2 separate regions of the Homo sapiens genome follow, and region 1 is linked to region 2. A link is a contact called in ENCODE Hi-C data. All regions are on one chromosome and are shown on one strand. The core of a region is the stretch at or near the end of the contact, and the rest is flanking DNA. Distances in the headings are between cores, read along the strand shown. Region 1 has its middle 420 kb from the start of NBAS. Region 2 overlaps NBAS (NBAS subunit of NRZ tethering complex).

Region 1 (5,964 bases), core at 947-3,446, 170 kb before region 2:
TTGCTCTTGGAACACAACCACCATGTTGTGAGGAAGCCCAAGTAGCCACATAGAGAGGCCACGTGTAAGTGCCCTGACCAATAGTCCTCACTGAGGTTCCAGTGAATAGCCCGCCTCAACCGTGAGACAAGTGAGTGACAAGCTTTCAGATAATTCTAGCTTCCAGTTGTCAAGTCACCCCACCCTTTCAGTTTTCCCAGAAGAGGCTCCAGACAACATGGAGCAGAAAGAGTTGCCACCATGACCTTTCCAAATTCCTGACCCACAGGGTCTGTGAGCATAATATACGGGTTGTTGGTTGACAACCCTAAATTTGGGGTGGTTTGTAGGAAAAGTGGACATCAAATTGGATAACTGTGGTTCAAATCCTAGTGTTACCACTTGGTGACCTTAACCAAGTCATTTAACTCACATAGTTCTTATGCTTCTCATTTGCAAATGAGATTAATATCTGCTTCACAGAGGTTTGTTCAGGGTTATATAAAATTTTGTACAGGAAAGCATTTGGTAAATATAAAGGAATGCTATTCAAACAGGAAGAACTATTACTTTTTAATTGCAGAAATGTCTGCAGCAATCCAAAGGTGAATTCAGCAGGAATTCTACATGACCCTGGTGGATATGCTAGATGGGGTCCTTGGGGCAGATGCTTCTACCTTAACCTTGATTGTGACCTAAAAGGTAGTCATGAGTAATCCAGAAAGGAAGTGAAAAAGTATGTGAAATACATTTAATATTATACTTGTACTAAATAGGGTTGTTTTGAGCATTAAATGGTATAATACATTCATAATAAGGTTGAACATACATTTTTCAGAAATTCTTTGAGACTTACCTGCAAGCCAGGCTTATCCCCATTCCATGTAGAAAACTAGGGGATTCTTCTTTAGAGAAAATGTATAGGATACAGTATTTAGTAAGTGTTCAATAAATGTACACTATTATTCTTGTGTGATCTGAAATGGTCTTATTTCTGTGCAAAGTATTTCTTTTGGAGGAAATATCTTTCTTGAGATTTTTTAGGAAAAATCCAGTGTCTCTCTGTCTCTGTCTCTCTCTCGCTCCCATCCCCTTTTCCCTTCTCTTTTTCCCCCTCTCTCTCCCTCCCTCCTTCACTCTTTTCCTTCCTCTCCCGCTCCCTCTGCAGAGCTCTACAATTTTGAATTGGCCTAGACTATGGTGAGATTTCCTCTGTTTAAACCCAACATGTGTATATGAGCAAATCTTATGAGTTCAGTGATTTCACACACACACTAGCTCATTTAGTACCGGGGACTGCCCAGTGAGTTGGCAATCACAGCACCCGTTTTACAGACGACAACAGTGAGGCTCAGGCAGATTCGTGGTCTTATCCAGGATGTAGCATCAGCGAATGGCAGAGCTTGGACTGGGGAGAGCCCTTTTCTCTTGATCTGTTTCTTACTCCATATTCTAGAGGCCTGAGACGATGTCATTCTGTTTTTAAACATTACAATTAACCCCTAAACTGAAGCTGAGGAAAGAGTTAGCATGCTGGTTTATAAAGGCTAGACTCATTTTGATACAAAACCAAGATATTTGATGCACAATGTGAACATATTGCTCATTTTCAGCAAAATCAATTTTGTTTTGTTTTGTTTTGTTTTTTGTTTTTACCGTAGGGGCCACTCATGCACTCAGGCAAAGTGGAGAGACTAGAACTCAAAACCTGTGCTTTCTTTAGCAGATCATACCCTTTCCCCCAATAAAAAAGGGGCAGGGGATGCTAGAGAACAGTTCAAATCCAACATCACTGATGTCAGGCACCAAATAAACTCAGCAGATGTTATTATGTCTGTACGGGTTTTGTTTTCCCCTTCCTGGAAAGAGAAATAATGAGCTCTTGAAATTCAGATTCCCATTGACTCTGAAGTCATAAACATATTTAAAAACAGTGTGAGTCTGTGACATTTACAATCACAAAATTCATGTCAGAGAATAAATCCAGCATTACCTCCAATCACTGAATATGGAATACCCATTCATCTCCACCCACGTGTTGGGGGACACACACTTCAGAACGATGATATTCAGAAAATGCCAGGAGGAGTGCATGTCAGAGGTAACCACCCTCAGCAACCCAGCCTGTCAACAGTTGCAAATGCACGAAAAATGAGGGGAACCGGAAGACAGCAGCAGGAAGGAGATAATAGAGCAACTGAGAGCAGCCAGCCTTGACGTTTGTCAACCTCTGCCCGAAACAGCACATGTGGCTTTGCTGAGAGGCACAGGTGTGTGGGCTGAGCTCAGCAGATGAATGTCACATCCGGGAGGAGGCATGTGCATTTCTCAGCTTGAAATGCTTCCCCAACAAAACCAAATAAGGTTCCTGCAGATGACGTCAGGAGGCTTAGCTGCTACTGCCACAAAGGGACAATTTATTGAAGAGCTAAAAATGGTCGCCTCCGCAAGGCTGACAGGCAAATATTTGAGGGAACGCTCCCCTTGTTTTGAAGAGACATCTGCCAGCTCCCTGACTGGCACCTTCCTGCATTAGTCATCCTGCTGGGCCTTGCTAAAAACTCCAAATACAGGTTTATCCCTGCCACATCCTGTTCCCCGAAGGGGCTATTTCCACGGTGCCGGCTGTAAAGTCTTCCTGTCATCTTCCTCTCAAGTGCTCTCTGTCTATCTCTGCAGAGGATGATGGAGAGGGGAGATAAGGAACATTCCATGGATAGAAACACACATCCCCTCAAGAGATATCTTAAGAGCACCTTTGCTTTACTTTTGAACCTACATCTAGCGTACAGATGAGGGCAAGGAAGATGTTGAAACGTTAAAAGAAACATCCCTCCGTTTTGCTAATAGTTTTTATAATTAAAGGTTGAGCAAAGGGTGCCCAAAGAGTCATCCTGACCTCCTGCAACAAGTCATTTTGGAACACTAGCTCTGCAAAAGAAACAAACTGGTCCGTGCAGTATTCTCTAGACTACTCACTCATCAGCCCGTTGAAATATGTACTTGGTTATTTTCTGCTTTCAGCGTGTCTTGTCACCCCAAATAGATCAGAAGATCTGGAAGCCTACTGTTATCATTTACCCCTTTTTGCCACCTACAGGGCTTGACCAGGTACTCAGCCCCTTTCTACAATTCTTTATCTCACTTAAGGCTCACAAACAACCCTGTGAAATCGATTACGATCCTTCTTTTACAAACAAGAATTAGAGGCTCATTGAGCCCGTGGTCCTGCAGCAAGTCCGCGTCTGCAGAGCTGAGATCCACCTGGAGTTTGTCTGACTCTGAAGCCCATACCCTCAGCACCTTCATGTTGCAGGGGCCGCTGCAAATCCAACACTGGTTGACGGAGCAGTTTTGATCCTGAGGCCCTTGTGATTTCACTGAAGAGTCAGTCGAACATGAAACTCAGAACAAACACAAACAACTTAGAAACAAGGGCATGTCTGTGAGATGGGTCTCTGAATGGACTGGATGAATTCTCCACCCACGGGCTTCGTCCTGCCCTTAGAGCCAAACAGAGCACGTGTGTCCCTCTGCAGCCCTTTGGAGGTTTGCAAGTGGTGGTTACATAACCTCCACACACCCCTCGTATGATGGTTAATAATGAGTGTCAACTTGATTGGATTGAAAGATACAAAGTATTGATCCTGGGTGTGTCTGTGAGGGTGCTGCCACAGAGATTAACATTTGAGTCAGTGGGCTGGGAAAAGTAGACCTACCCTTAATCTGAGTGGGCACCATCTAATCAGCTGCCAGCATGGCTAGAATATATGCAGGCAGAAAAATGTGAAAAGGGAGACTCGCCTAGCCTCCCAGCCTACATCTTTCTCCTGTGCTGAATGCTTCCTGCCCTCAAACATCAGACTTCAAGTTCTTCAGTTTTGGAACTCGGACGGGCTCTCCTTGCTCCTCAGACCACAGATAGCCCCTTGTGGGACCTTGTGGTTGTGTGAGTTAATACTATATATATATATTATCCTATATATAAAAATATATATATATATATATATCTCCCATTAGTTCTGTCCCTCTAGAGAAACCTGACTAATACACCTTGTCACATTGTTGTGACTCCACAGCCTGGCCCCCAGGGCCCACCCACGGTCCCTCCCCAACACATATGCACACACAGTGTCAAAAGACAACATGCATTCCACAAATTGTGTAGCATGGCTGTGTCCCAGCTCCTACAGCCCGAGTATGGCTGCCTTGGCAAACCTTCCTGAACTATATGCACCAAGGTAATTTCCAGGCTCAACCCAGGAAAGCCTGACACAGACCAAAGTGTCAAATATGTTCTCCATCCCCATCAACCTCCCAGCCTATTAAATAAAATATAATGTTTGTTTCCTGAAAGAATGACTTTTATGTTTGGCTTGTGTTTATTACTATTGATTCAGATACAATTGCATTCATAAAATGTGTATTGAGCAACTTCTCTGCGTGAGGCACTTTTTAGGTCCTTTGGGGAAGACAGGAGTCGCTACACAATCCTGGCCCTCAAGCAGCTCCCATCCAAGGCAGAGGTACTTCTGAGTGGCCACATTGCTGGCCACTTTTTATCGAACACATCACTACAGCACACATCCACTGGCTTTGTTTTTGCATATCTATCCTCTAAAAAAAAGGCAGCAGAATAGAGGAGAAAGTGCATGGGCTTCGCAGTCAGCTCTGGGTTCAAATCCAAGCTTTGCCAACTCAGAAACAGTCCCATATGTTACGATACAGGTGGTTGCGTTGGTTTATGAGATCTGGTTTTAGCACATGCATGTTTTGAAGGAATGGGGCAGGGCAACTTTCTCACAGTTAAAGAGAAGGCCATAGCAATATATAAAGCCTTAAGGTAAAAGCTGACAATTTGCAGAAGTGCCTTTCTTTACTGCAAAGTGGCTGGCTTAGAGGCTACTAGAACTACTAAGCTTTCCATGAGGTTAAGCTATTTGGTGTAGCTATGAGTAGAGATAATCCTCCTGTAGTAAAACAGTGGGCTAATGAAGACGGCCACACCCTCAATCCAATTTTTAATTTAGATAGAAAGCAGTCTCCACAACCTAATCTCAAAAGAGGACGTACACATCCCATGGCTTAAGGTGGCAAAGAATAGACTGCTTGTGTTGCTGGTACACATACCAGTGACATTCTACATACTCTGCTGGTGTTTTCATTACTCATTTTTAGTTGGTTTTGTCAGCTTTGCGGTTACTAGATTTTGAGTGGCTTGCTTTAACTATTTTCCTCTAAGCCCTGTGCTTTTACACGCAATCTTAAAGAACCCAAGGATGTTTAGGGCCACACATATGCCATTACAGCAAAAATGCATTGAGATGTATGTGTTTGTTTGTATGTGTGTGTGTGTGTGTGTGTGTGTGTGTGTGTCTTCATGCCTAGTGTATGGTGGGTGATTTATAAAGGAAAGCTTTTATTATGGTTTAATCTTCACTCTGAACCTGGAGTTCCAGTTGAGACCTGGTCACTGTGAGACTCAGACCAGCACTGGCTGCTGGTCCTAGAGGCTGCAGGAAGAGGAGCATCTGAGTCCCAGGCTTGTCTCTGCCTGGACTGGGCAGACCACTGGGCACTGAGTCACTGGCTCCTGCCCTCTTACTGCAGCTCCCACTCCTGCTGCAAAAGTATGATGGAATTTTACTCCAAACAGGAGCTTCTCAAAATGAGGTACACCAACCAGTAGCCTCGGCAGCACCTGGCAACTTTTAGAAATGAGAATTCTCAGGCTTGACCTACTGGATCAGAAATTCTGGGGTGGGGGGCCCAGAACATGAGTTATAACAAGCTCTATGAAGGATTCTGATGCATGCTCGAAGTTGAGAGCCACCCATCTAAACATAAGGTGAATGCTTTCTTCGAGACTCCCTGAGTTGGAGAAAACACTCTTTCATTCATTCATTTTTCCATTTCTCATTGGAAAAATATCTATTGAGTATCTAGCGTGAACTTGATACTGTTCTAAGTGTTGAGAATGAGTAA
Region 2 (6,278 bases), core at 2,910-5,409:
TAAAATGATCCAATACAAAAATCAGATAATTTCACAATGCCAATAATTAAAACTGGTCTGTCTATACAAGTACTTGGAAGGATTTTTCAGCGGCATCTGTAATACTCTTGTGTCCACAAAAGAAGGCACATGTAACTTGAGGCCATGTTTACCTGCTTTCACTTGGAAATTAACAATAAAGTTACATAAAAGCTGTCTGAGGTTTTTGGCAAGTATGAATAATATGTTTCAACATTCTGTCCGTACAACTGACTACTCTCATACCTCTGGCTTAAAAAAAAAAATAAAAGTGCAGTATTGCTCAAAGAATTATGTTGCCTACTTTCCTAAGTTAGGCAAAGTCATCTTCCTTTTAGAAAGTAAGTTAAAAAAACAATTCTCCATTTTGCCTTTCCTACTACTTTAGCCATTCCTAAGAACTTAGTAAAATTAAGTAAATGAGTAAATTAAGTAAAAGTTAGAGGGAGGAAACAGTATTCACAATAAATATTAAACTCTACTTACTGATACCTGGAGAAGCAACTTTGTCGAATACAGGAAAGCCAAGAGCTGCCTGCCACTTGGAATACATTCTGGATACATATGTAATCAGTTCCTCCAAAAATTAAACACGTGTTTTGAGTATTTTAGAAAAGGCTTAACTCTGCTCAATAATAAGCTGGAAATCATGAAGACTCACCCTGTAAAGAGGATGGCACTTGTCCCTGAAACATGGGGCCAATCGGGCATAGATCTGGAGGCTATAGTAATACGCTGCCAGCTGGAGAGATAATGCAGAGGGGGACTGCTTTTCAAAGCACCGGTTAGCATCTAACACCTAGGAGGGAACATGTTAGAATTAACTCAGCTGAAAGGAAATTATGAAGATCATTATAAACCATTATATTTCTAGTCATTCCTGCAGATTTTTTGTACAAAGTTCCCATTACATCAACTCAAGCTCAAGATCAACTTAATAATGACTATATTAAAAATCACAAGGCACTATAAAACAAATCCTATGCAGTAAAAGTAGATGTAAAGATCGACATTTAAGCTAACTGTAGAATTGACTCTCTAGATACTGACCAGGATCCTTTCAGCACCTAAGAAATAAGAGGAGGAAACCCTTTATTTCCTTCTCCTGCCTAATTGCCCTGGCCAGAACTTCCAACACTATGTTGAATAGGAGTGGTGAGAGAGGGCATCCCTGTCTTGCACCAGTTTTCAAAGGGAATGCTTCCAGTTTTTGCCCATTCAGTGTGATATTGGCTGTGGGTTTGTCATAGATAGCTCTTATTATTTTGAGATACGTCTCATCAATACCTAATTTATTGAGAGTTTTTAGCATGAAGGGTTGTTGAATTTTGTCAAAGATAGCATTGGGAGATATACCTAATGCTAGATGACGAGTTAGTGGGTGCAGCGCACCAGCATGGCACATGTATACATATGTAACTAACCTGCACATTGTGCACATGTACCCTAAAACTTAAAGTATAATAATAAATACATAAATAAATAAATAAATAAATAAAAGAAAAAAAAGAAACAGGAGGAAATGGCATGCAATAAACAATTTTACCGATGAAAATTCACAGCATACATTTTCCATTTAGTCATTTTAAATTCTTCATTGGTAAGGGCAAACTTACTTGTGGTAAGGCAAGAAGGTAAGCAAGAGCCAAGGTCATGTCATTTGGCAAGGCTTCACTTGCTAGTTGCAAGAGAACTGAATGCAGAAAAAGAAACATTATTTTACTGAGGTTGCATATGATATTCATAGTTATTAAATGCCATGTTTTCAGCCCCATAAGATTTCAACAAATAATTAGTGGCAGAGACCTTTTAGGAAAGGCTGTTCAGCACCATCTAAAAACAGATCATATGGAACTGTGTTAAATAGTAACCTTGCCTTAATTCAGAAAAAGTATACTATTGGTTACTTACACATGAGGAAATTCTGTCAGGGCAGCTGCAAAGGTTAAGTGCAAAGACATGAGAGAGGCTGGTTTCCTAGAGCTGGGTATTTTGGTTTTAAAGATGCAGACCATGCTGCAAAATTGTGTATCAATGTTAGCTAATATGGAGGGTGATAATATGAGTACTAAAGATCAGAGCAATAAAATAGCTTTAGGAGTGCAAATTTAGAGTAAATCTTTTGATTACTACAATGATGATAATATGATTTTGTTCCTTCCAATAACACCCCTCCTCATCACGCTCCACAAAAAGAAAATCAGTCTTTCATTTTGCTTGTATGTCTTAAAATATCCCAACCATTAAAAACTTGTCTTTTTCACATAAATTTTTACACAAACCACAACTTGCCAATGTCATAGCTTTAACATAAGAGTATGCATTGTCAATACGGTCTGTGTTTGTACACAGCTTGTTTCAATAAGGATGTATCCTATTCATTTAGCATCTCAGTAGCAAATACTAAGTAGTCATATGTAATCACAATATGAATCCTTTATTTTTAAAAAACACAGATGCTCATGATCGGCACTAATGAAGGGGATAGTATACGAATAATTCAACGGAAATGATATTTGACTTTGGAAATGCACCACATGATTTTTCCAGAAGATTTACCCTCCCAATTATGTCTTACTTAGACTGACATTTAAGTTGTTTGTATAATCTCTGTTTAGCTGATAGTCTAGGCACTGGGGATGGTGGGAGGGTGAGAAGGAAACTACAAATGGCTCAAGTGTCAGAGGCTGACCTAGAACTCTAAATTTCCTGTGGATGATTCACAGAGAAAACCTACTGTGTCTTCCCCACTGTGTATCTACAAAGGGAACATCAGTTATCCAAATATTTATTTCCTACATGTTATCCGAACCTTAGGAACCAAATGGACCACCAGTCAGCCTCAGCTCCTGCAAGGAATCATACAGTTTTAGAGACATTTTCTAATCAAAAGCTATTTATTTCAAGGTCTACTTCCAAATTTATTCCTTCACTCAACATCAACAAGAACCTTCTTTGAACCAGACATTGCCTTATGAATTAGAATCCTTTCAAGAATAAAAAGACTCTAAACAAATAATGTAAAATGTAATTCAAAGGGCCCAAATCAAATTTTGTACAAGCTATTACAAGATCAAAGAAGAGGTAGCTGGGCATGGGGGTTCATGCCCGTAATCTCAACACTTGTCTACCCTGCCTCGCCTATTACTTCCCACGAAACCTGGGCCCTCACCCATGCCTTCTCCTGGCTCCTTCTGCCTCTAAACCACCAGGATGCTTCCCCACCTGGGTGTGTCCTGCCTTCCATTTTTAGGCATCTGTGAATATAAACTTCTTCCTTCGTGACAATCGTTTCCATGTCTGTGTGTCTTACCAATACCCAGATAAAACCAAAATCCCAGGCATGTTTTAGAACAACAACTACAACAAAATCTATACATATATAATGAATCTCTTGCCTACAAAATCCAACAGAATGATACAGCAGGAAGGAAACCATTGTCAGAACCAGAAAGTCCTGGGATCAAAGCTCAGGTCCCCAACTGATTGACTACATAATTTTGAGTTCCAGAATTCAGAATGTTTTGGACTTTAGGAGGTTGTGCTATATACATATCATGTATTACATAACACCCTAAGTATGGTGTGGGAACACCCAATAATCAAAGACATTAATATATCTGCTGCAAAACATCTGAATACTCATATTAAGTGAGATAAGCAGACTATAAAGTAGCCTCATGTCAGTTTAGTTCAGGTTTTGATGCCAAACAAATTATAAAAATCTTTCTGGTTTTCAAAGCATTTTGCATTTGGGGTCTGAAGCAGTAAATAAGGACTAAATGAAGTAAAGTATGCAAAGTGCAGAGCATCACTCTAGCACACAGAAAGTACCCAGTAGGTTCCCTCCATCCCTCTATAAACCACAGGCTTGAGTAAGCAAATTCTTTTCTTCAGTTACAACATGTTTTCGTTTCCCACTAAAAATGATTGATAAAAGGTTCTTCCAATAACAACCACAGTGCAACAGAGACAATTATTTCCATTTTAGATAAATCATAATTATTAATGAATTAACAATTGCATTTAAGCATAAAGACTAATTTCACCAAGAAGCAAGAACAGACTTAAATAGTCACACTTGATGAGCTGACAAACCTCTGTTATCTTATTTCCTGTGGCTTAGCTGCTTCTCAACGAGCACTCAGCAATCATTTGAATTAGTTCCCCCTCACAACCTCTCTACGGAAGAAGTTAGATGTTTTCCTCAACTTACAAGAGAGGATTCAGAGTCACAGTAACTTTTTTATTTGCCTAGTGCCAACACACAAACAAATCATCTCGGTGTTAGAAAAGAATTCTCCCCTTGATAACTCTCCACTCTGACAACTTCCACAGTCCCCTTTCTTTTCACTGCTAACCTTACAAATGAGTGGTCTGCCCCACTGCACCCATTACCTTGACACTCCCTCTTTCCTCAAGTCCCTCCATCCCTGGGTCCCAAGTAATATGACCTCCAAAGGTCACCAAACCCAAGGTCTTTTCTCTCTTCTTTTTCTCTTAAATCTCACTGTAGCACTAGGCACTGCCAGATAGGCCTGCCTTTGGCTTCAAGGACACTGAGTTCTCCTGCATCTGTTCCTCAGATGATCCTCCTCTGTGTGCGTCACCAGATCTTCGTCCTTGATTCTTCAATGTGAGTATTCAGTTAGGTCAGTTCTTCACTATCTCTTAATCCCACCTTACATCCTCACCTAGAGAATTCAACTACATTCTTTTTTTTTCTTTACTTTTTAAAGAGATGGGGTCTCAGTCTATTGCCCAGGCTGTAGTAGAATGGGACAGTCTTGGCTCACTGTAGCCTCAAAATCTGGGCTCAAGTGAACCTCCTGCCTAAGCCTCCCATGTAGCTAGAATGACAGGCGTGTGCCACCACACCAGACTATTGCTTTAAAATTTTTTTATAGAGACGGAGTATTTTCATGGTGCCCAAGCTGGTCTTGAACTGATGGCCTCAAGTGATCCTCCTGCCTCGAATTCCCAAAGTGCTGGTATTACAGGCATGAGCTACCATGCCCAGTCTCAATTCTATCCTTAAATTCAGCTGGTACCCTGGTCTATTTTCCCACTATTTAGGTTTGAACCATCTCATAAGACTGGCCTTACCAACTCCTTGTTGGACACTGCCACTCAAATGCTACCTCAAATTAATCATTCTTTACCCAATAACTTTCATATTTCTAAAATAGTACCTTATTTTCCCAATAAACTAAACTTAACACCACAGAGTCATCTTGGACTTCATCCTCTCCTCTGCTGCCAGCACTTGGTTCCTCGTCAAATCCAACTGAATAATTTCCAAAGAACTCTTTCACACATACTTTCTATTTTCACTGCCACAAACTCTAGGCTTTAATTGTTCAAAAATTAGACCATTTCAATAGCCCCCCAATGCTGCTCTACCTGATGCCTTCAGTCTTTCTCCTTCCAGCACTTTCTTAAAATAGCAGTTTCATATTAATTTTACTCAAGCACTCAGTAATTGTGTCATTCTCTAGCTCAGAAAAAGAATCTTCATTAGTTTCCCATTCCCTAAAAAACGAAAGTTAACATTTCCTATGGAGCGTTTAAAGTCTCCATAAATATGGGCCAACTTTAATTTGTGGTTTTAATTTGCCATTAAACCTACCCTGTATGTCAACCAAATCAGTCTGCTATCCAAACTCTCTGCCTGTGCTCATGCCATTGCTTTGTATAACAAAAATAATAAAATTAATCTAAAACACAAATACATATAATTTTAAAAATATATGCTCTGAGGAGCCAAACATGAAATAGGTGTTTTATATCACTTAGCTCTATGTGTCTCAAAAATCCTGCAAGAAGATAGTATTATCTTGTTTTTACACAGGCTTGGAAGCTTATGTAAATCTGCCAAACTCAGAAAGGCAGTTCATCTGTAAAGACAGGAAACAGAAGACCCAAAATAAAATCGATGTCTTTCTTGATCAGTACCTATCAGGCGATTGACAATGTTATGCTATGACAAACAATTAATATATGCCATTTTAAGAATGTGAATGAAGATATTCTTAGGATAAATTCCTAGAAGTGGAGCTACTGGGTCAAACAACACATGCAACTGCAATTTTCATTGCTACTGCCATGTGGTTTTTAAATTCTCACTTTGAGCATCTCCTCCAGAAATGCTGTTGAGCTTGTGCAGTTCACCCACCTGAACATCCATGAGGTCTAATTCCCTAGGGACTTCTTGACATCTGTTTCAACCACCCAAGCCAGCTGGAGAATGTGCAAAATTA

The links. A loop is a pair of places that touch in the nucleus more often than their neighbours do. Pooled maps may share reads with other maps.
Region 1: a loop to region 2 is called in a map with no recorded cell type, with 10 times the contacts of the local background. The contact joins two enhancer-like sites. A Hi-C loop is called at or near these places in 6 of 37 single-sample maps with no recorded cell type and 10 of 50 pooled maps.

Annotation. Positions count from the first base shown.
Region 1 is chr2:15,140,080-15,146,043 of GRCh38, forward strand. It overlaps a transcript of NBAS not described here. Among named protein-coding and RNA genes, the nearest start is that of NBAS, 420 kb to the right of the region's middle. RefSeq lists enhancers at 1,722-2,921, 1,984-2,053, 2,444-2,533 and a silencer at 2,406-2,700. Within about 2 kb of position 2,197, at least 6 of the 41 ENCODE cell types and tissues checked have a DNase peak (open chromatin) inside an H3K27ac peak, as active enhancers do.
Region 2 is chr2:15,307,537-15,313,814 of GRCh38, forward strand. It overlaps NBAS (NBAS subunit of NRZ tethering complex), which reads right to left. Exons shown (of 52, transcript NM_015909.4): 39 at 1,635-1,711; 40 at 680-817. Among named protein-coding and RNA genes, the nearest start is that of NBAS, 250 kb to the right of the region's middle. Within about 2 kb of position 4,160, at least 3 of the 41 ENCODE cell types and tissues checked have a DNase peak (open chromatin) inside an H3K27ac peak, as active enhancers do.